Linked DNA regions of Homo sapiens: region 2 is linked to region 1. Evidence: chromatin contacts called from ENCODE Hi-C or POLR2A ChIA-PET data. All regions are on one chromosome and are shown on one strand. The core of a region is the stretch at or near the end of the contact, and the rest is flanking DNA. Distances in the headings are between cores, read along the strand shown. Region 1 overlaps PPP1R12B (protein phosphatase 1 regulatory subunit 12B). Region 2 overlaps PPP1R12B (protein phosphatase 1 regulatory subunit 12B).

What was found. A loop is a pair of places that touch in the nucleus more often than their neighbours do. ChIA-PET counts read pairs that join two places held with the same protein, here RNA polymerase II (POLR2A). Pooled maps may share reads with other maps.
Region 2: a map of tibial artery shows a loop between it and region 1 (5-fold over the local background). The contact joins two enhancer-like sites. A Hi-C loop is called at or near these places in 7 of 168 maps with a recorded cell type or tissue (B cell, PC-3, aorta and 3 more), 6 of 37 single-sample maps with no recorded cell type and 16 of 50 pooled maps. POLR2A ChIA-PET finds 5 or more read pairs at or near these places in 5 of 52 experiments (H1, activated B cell, activated CD4-positive, alpha-beta T cell and 2 more).

What each region holds. Positions count from the first base shown.
Region 1 is chr1:202,541,695-202,545,334 of GRCh38, forward strand. All of the region lies in intron 18 of PPP1R12B (protein phosphatase 1 regulatory subunit 12B), which reads left to right. Among named protein-coding and RNA genes, the nearest start is that of SYT2, 170 kb to the right of the region's middle. Within about 2 kb of position 1,942, at least 5 of the 41 ENCODE cell types and tissues checked have a DNase peak (open chromatin) inside an H3K27ac peak, as active enhancers do; they include ascending aorta, where a contact is called at or near this core.
Region 2 is chr1:202,504,170-202,507,809 of GRCh38, forward strand. All of the region lies in intron 18 of PPP1R12B (protein phosphatase 1 regulatory subunit 12B), which reads left to right. Among named protein-coding and RNA genes, the nearest start is that of PPP1R12B, 160 kb to the left of the region's middle. Within about 2 kb of position 1,887, at least 19 of the 41 ENCODE cell types and tissues checked have a DNase peak (open chromatin) inside an H3K27ac peak, as active enhancers do; they include ascending aorta, where a contact is called at or near this core.

The DNA.
Region 1 (3,640 bases), core at 692-3,191:
AGCAGTCAACAATAACCTGTTTGGTGACCTTCCCCCATTTTCCCTTTCTGTTTTTCCTCTGCTTTCTTAGAGTTAGGTACTGCTTTCGTCTTGTCTCACTTCTAACAGCTGCCATCCAACCTCCCTACCCTCGTTTCACCACCCCTCATCCCTGCCTTTTAGACAGAGGTCACAGTGGGAGAAAATCTGAGTTACAGGAAACTAAAACACAGATGGCTTAATAAGAGACTGCTTCCCAATTTTAGTGGTCACTGGCCGTGGATTCCTACAATACCATCAACTTACTCTAACCAACTTCCAGTGTCCAAATGGCTTGAGACTATAATAAAGAGAATGTTGATTTTCATATACCACTCATGTTCCATTATGTTGCTTATGTCTTTAATGTCAGAGAAAGATATGCAAGACTCATTTGGTGGCTGCTGACACTAAGGACTGGTTATAAAATGAAGATTTCATCTCTTAAGATCTCCCTAGCCTAGTTCATTTCCTCTCATGTCCAACTAATTAGGGTACTCTTTAAAAACTGGTTTTGAGTGTATTTTAACAACTGGTTTTGTGATGGTGTTGTGCTCATATGTCTTTTGATGCCTGGTTGTAACTGGCTGGTCCTCAGCCACCCTGAAAGGTGGGTATTGCTATCCCTATTTTACATATGAGGAAACTGAGATACATAGAAGAGAAATGGCTTGCCTAGCATTGCTCAACTAGTAAGCAGCAGAGCCTTGATTAAAGCACCAAGCTCTCTGACTCTAAAACCCCATATTCCCAGCAACATTGGAGTACATCTCAAATATATTTGAAGGTCAAGTTTAAGAACATGCTAAAGGGCAAAGATGACAGTTAAAAGCTTAAGTAGCTGTGGGAGTCCAAAATTTATCCTTGATGGAGACACAGGAAACTGAAATTGCAGAAAGGAGGAAAGCTGTATTTATAGGCCAAGGGAGGGAATTGGCAGGCCATAACTGAATCTCCTGTGCCTGGTTCTCAAATCCCAGTCATACTCTCTGGGACCATGGAGCCCACAGAACCTGAGACCTTATGGGCTTCAGGGTCTTTGTATTTCTCTAGAAAAGTGGAAATGCTTGAGTCTTTACAGTAAAGATACTGGGAAGTTTCTGTGTGCATTTCAGAGTTAAAGTCAGGACAGCTCTCTTACTGTCCTCTTCCAAACTTCTTTAACTTGTTTGTATACATACATACAGTTTCTTCTAGAGATGGCACAGAGTTACAGAGGGACAGCACCTGATCCAACATTCTTCAAAACGGAGGATTGAAATTTCAGCCAGCATTTAGAAGTTTGATTCTTTTTTTTGAGTGTTGTTAACAGGGCTAAATAGTAAATGCCCCCATATAAGGAAAATATCCTCAGAGAGTATTTTTAAAATAATAGCTATTCACATGGAGAGAATATTTTGGACACTGTACCCTTTGTCAAATGTTCAAGCAGTAGTAAAGGCAAACTATAAACTGTAAGTCAAACAAGTTATTATTTTTAACTTGAGAAAACAAAAGGCAGGATGATTTTTCAGTGACTAGAAAACAAACTTTTATTATATATGTTTACTTTTAAACTCGTAACAGCAGCTGATGATATACTCCCTAATGAAAAATCACTCATATATAGAAGATAGTGCATGTCCTCACCAGCCAAGAAGATTTTTGTTTACCTTCTCTAGTTTGTATTTTGAAAATAATAAATATTTTTAATTCTCTGAACACAAAATTATGCTATTAAACATGGTTTTTAAAAATATACATCCCAGCTGGGCGCAGTGGCTCACACCTGTAATCCCAGCACTTTGGGAGGCTGAAGCCTCGTGGACCACGAGGTCAGGAGTTCGAGACCAGCCTGGCCAACATTGTGAAACCCCATCTCTACTAAAATTACAAAAACTTAGCTCGGCATGGTGGCGGGCACCTGTTAAGCTTTTCGGGAGGCTGAAGCAGGAGAATCGATTGAACCCGGAAGGCGGGGGTTGCAGTGAGCCAAGATTGCACCATTGCACTCCAGCCTGGGCAACAAGAGCGAAACTCCGTCTATAAATAAACAAAGAAACAAACACATCCCTCTTCCTCACTAGAGAAAATTTCATCCATCCTTTTGGCATGCCCTCACTCGCTCCTACCGACAGTAAGAATGACTGTTATAAGTGGTATGCTCCTAATATTGCTATTTTGGTCTCTGTTGATCCTAAATAATGAAGTAATTTTTTTTACTGCTACTTTTGGCTTTCATATGAAGTTTCCATTAGTTCAGTATCTTTTTTGTGTCTAAAAGTTGAGAAGTTCCCTTAGTAACAGCTCTGATCATCTCTGATTTGTTACTCAGGAAAAGCGGAAAAACTTTCAGATTCACTTGCATTTCTAATGGGAACCACACCAGGTAGATATTGATGAGAATTTGAAAGCTCAGTCTCTTTTCTCATACCACGAAACAACCCTAATATAAGATGCTGGGTTCATACAATTAGTAGTAAAACTTTCTTTTGACAGTAATTTTCCAACATTAAAAAAAATTATTTTTCTTCTGAGTCTTCGTAGTTAAAGAAAAAATTCTAAACTACAAATACATTAGACACTTCTAGCTCTTGATTTTTAATTACTATGTATATTATTGGGTCTAACATTTATAAATTCTATAAATTAGGAACTACTCAATTTAGATGGTTTAGCATTTTTAAATTATCCTAAAAGTAAGAGCCAGGTAATCTTTGGTCAGTATTCTCAAATTTTTCTTATTTGCTAATTTAAAAATTTTTCAATGCAGGGTATATTTAAAGGAAACAAATACTAGAGTATGTCCAAATTGTAGTGCTTATCTGATATTTATTATATTGAATAAATCTTGAAGTAAGTGGGTCATTAGCTGAACCCTGGGAATCTTTTAATTAGGCACATTTTCATTGAATTGGTATTTGTTATAATAGGATTTGACCTGTATTTATAAAGCAAGATCAGTAGCATTTTCCCATTTAGTCTGGATTGCTATTCCTTCAGTTCTAACATGTCAATTTAAAAAAATGACAAAAACAAAAAAATACAAAGATGTTACATAATATTTTTCAGTCAGCCATTAATGTGCATAAAGGGAACATTTAATCAATTAGCTTTGTTTTATAACCAGTCCTACAAACTAATTAGGGTACATTTGATAAATAATTGGATGATAAAGGATTGTTGCCTTCATGAGAGCTTGTCTACATAGCAACTTTGGTTAGCAGGCCAGAGGCATTCTGCCTCTTTGCCTTCCAGACTGTCAGTGTTGACAATTATTTTTTGCATGTGCTTTGTGCCTTCCTCTGACAAGTACCAAACAGTTATTTAGCATATTATCGTATCCTCTATACATCCAACACTACATCTGATGCACTACCAATCTGGAATCCATTTTTACTCCACTTTATAATCCGTTGTCATGGAATGAGAAACACTTGGATGAACAATGCTAATTAAGAGTGCAATCTGTTAACCATTTTTTCCGCCTAATTAAAAGCAGGAGTGTATTCGTTTTGGGGGTTTTTTATTTCACTCAAGGAAAATCAATAGCAGTAATTGTTCAGCCCAAGGAATCTTCCTAGAATAGTAAAACCTGTGGGAATAAAAGTAGCTTTCCCATTTGGACCCATTACATGAATTC
Region 2 (3,640 bases), core at 637-3,136, 38 kb before region 1:
GGACCACTTGAGGTCAGGAGTTCGAGACCAGCCTGGTCAACAGTGAAACCCCATCTCTACTAAAAATACAAAAATTAGCTGGGTGTGATGACGCCCACCTGTAATCCCAGCTACTCGGGAGGCTGAGGCATGAGAATCGCTTGAACCCGGGAGGCGGAGGTGGCAGTGAGCCAAGATCGCACCACTGCACATCAGTCTGGGCAACAGAGCGAGACCCTGTCCCCCCCAAAAAAAGAAGACTCTTGGAAAAACTTTTATTAGAAATAAAACAACACCTAAAAGTTGTTACTGTATATTAAAATTTGATTTCTCTGGGGTGGCTAGAATGACAGTTACAGACTAAATTTAAAGCTAAAAAATACTTTAAAGGTCACCTAGTTAACACTGTCATTTTAAAGTTAACAGCTGAGGCCCAGGAGATTAAGTACCTTGCTAGTGTCACATAGTTGTAGTCCTAGTGCACAGCTGTTGCACTACCTTCCAAATTTGTATCTTTATATCTGTTATATCTCTTATATCATATTACATACTGTTATGACAAATAATATAGCATAATAGTTAAGAGGACACACCCAGGAGCTAGACTCCCTGCATTTAACCCCAGCTTAACCATTTAACTACTTTGGATAGGTTATTTAACCTTTGTATGCCTCAGTTTCCTCATCTGTAAAGTAGGGATAATAATAGTCTACCTCTTAGAGTTGTGAAATGAAAATGAGCTAATACATTTAAATAGAGATGATTACAATCCATTTAAATTATTTTCCAAATCTACAAGTTCCTACATCTGGATGAGAGTAAGGCTTTCGGAATACTTTTATTGGCCTTAGGATCACATGATTTTGAAGTTATTAATTTATCCTTAAAGAATGGATTATTTGGAGAGTCACAGAAGTAGCCCCAAATCTTCTATAACTCCAACATGTGTTCTGACACATAACTGAAGAATTTTGAGGAATAAGGTTTAAAGGAGATTGCTGAAGTAGGGGGAAAGAAATGAGTAGAAAGGAAAGGAACAAGAACTAAATGTTTCAAATTGTGTTTGGAACCTGTTAAGCATCTGATCAAGTCAAGTCCCTGCAGCTTCTCTGTCAAGCAAGCAGGCTTTCATTTTTATGCCTAAATAACCCATCCCATTTATGCTTCTTTGCCAGTGCTTCCAACAGTCCTAGTTTCAGAGATCTTTACTATTTTTTCCCACCTTCTTCCTTTGAGTAAATAGCAGCCCTTTTTCTCCAATTTTTCACAGCGTTGCTTCTGGCTATTTGCTGGATCCTTTCTCTCGAGCAGAATTTTTTAATCTTGTGAAACCACTTTATCTGCTGGAGGGTATCCAGCAACTTTCTGTCCACTCTCCACCACCAGTCAGTATTTTTGCCATTCTCCTTTTAGGTAAAATCCTAAGTCTGTTTTGTTTTCCTCTCTCTCTGGGGCTCGATTGCCTAATATGGTAAGGTATTTCCCAGACAAGATTGCGCTGTGGAGTTAGAACAACAGTTTGTCTAAGTTTAAAGACATGGTAGGTGAGCTATCTAATAGTTATTTATGTAGTAAAGTAATATTTTTTTTTGCAGTATATTACATAACAACCAAAATCTATTTTTTAAGCAAGCCTCTGTTGCTTTTAACAGACTTAAAGAGATAATAAAATATAGATTTTTCTCCTCTTAACCTGTTTAGGCAGATTTTTTTTTTTAAAAGGGAAAGATAGCTCGTCCCCAGAATGAAAGGGTTTTGAAAAGTCTGAGAAATTTGATAACATGATAATGTTCATAAGGATATAAAAGTAAGGGTAAACTTGATAAGCAATGGCTGTTATAAACAGTCCTGTGGTAGCCAGCCTCTGGGAATTGGCAGGCATTCCACGTGTAGAAAAGCAAGCTGTCCTGGATTTCTGCAATTGATGACGATGCGCAGTCCCAGGGAAAAAGATAGAGACTGAGAAATGGCAGCCAACCAACTCTGTATGTGGGAAGCTGCCTGTTATCCAGCATGCACTGAGGAATCTTCTCTAGTGGTTGACTCCACATTGGCCTCGAAGGATCTTTCCTCTCACTGTACATTTGCTCTTGCTTTGCAACTATAGTTTCTTAAAATACTGCAGATGCTGTGATTTTCTATATATGGGTTGTGTCTTGCTGTAGCCCAAGCTGTATAAACCATCTTAAGAACAAAGTTTCTTTTGGCATCTTCCTTTTATGGACTCTATTAATTTTAGGTCGTGCTGTTGCCCAGGAAATCTCAGTAATCAAAGCTCACATGTATTCCTTTGAGACCCTGTAATTTTTGGACCTAGTGTCCCATTACATCAGTGAATTCTGCTTTAATCATAAATCTTTTTTAAGATAGAATAAATTGATCTTTGAGGTATCTGTTTGGACTTCTCTCATGCATCTCATCCAAAGATGTGAAAGGTTTATCCAGCTACTAAGGATAGTATAGTTAACTTCTTGACCTTTTCTTTTTTTGATTTCTTCTTCTGCCTCCAATTGCTTTCAAGATATTAGTTTGTGTTAGTGACTTGTGACCTTATGTCTTTTTATTATAGGAACAGAGATGAGCTTAAAACTCTGCTGGAGCTTTTTAAAAAAAATGTTTATAAAAGATAGTAAATTTCATTAAAGAAAATTCATGAAGTATAGAAAAATATAAAGTGGTAGCTCTCAAAAGCAGCAGGAGAATTGCTAAAGGAGTTTGTAAAAATTCATAGGGCTACTTTCAGGGAATACAGCGATGGGGGATGTTCTGCATGCATTAAGTGGAAAGGGTGAGAGATGCTAGATATCCTAAAATGCCCCATATCAAACAAGTATCCTGAAGCTTGCTTGACTTTTGACTGTCTCCCTTGACAGTCATAGATGAAAACCTATCAGTTATCTGAGTCTAAAACCAAACTTGATTTTATGTTTAAGCTCATTTTTGAGGGGCAGTGGGGAGGAAGACAGTTCTAAAAATTCAACCACCATGTAAATGAGGAGAAACTGCTCTTAGTTTTATTTATCCCTGACAGCAATGCCACTTACATAATGCGTACATCATGCTACACGTTCTGTAGATCTGCATTTAACCTCTGCCTTCATGGTAACTATATGATGCATCCAAATCTCTGACTGCTTCTTTATGCCTTCTACTTTACTGGCCCAAGCATTAACACATTAAAATACATATTTTATTATAAAGTGCTTTGCTCTTTATTTCTTCTTCATATTCTGTTATTTTTAAAATGATTTTAGTTTTATATCAGTGATTTTTATTTCAGGATAGTAAGGGGGTGTTAAAAATATTTGTTATGAAAAGGGATTGTTTCAGCTATGAAAGCTAAGAAAAAATTGTCCATAACCATCCATAACTATACTTTTCAGAAGAAATTATTAACATTCTAGTGAATTTCCTGCTGGTATTTTTCCAAAGTTTTTCTTTTTAAAAAACGTATTCAAAACCAACTAATGACATTCTTTAGAAAAGGATCATTGTCAACTTGAGCATTCCTGGGACACCATCATTACTATGATGACAATTTTATAAGGTTGTCTTCAAAGCACTTGGGTTCAACTCTTTTATCAAAGTAGTCCTATGATGGCGTTGATCATAGACAGCCCCAGGAATAATTGTTTCTCTTTCAGTTGGAGTCTAAGAGTTA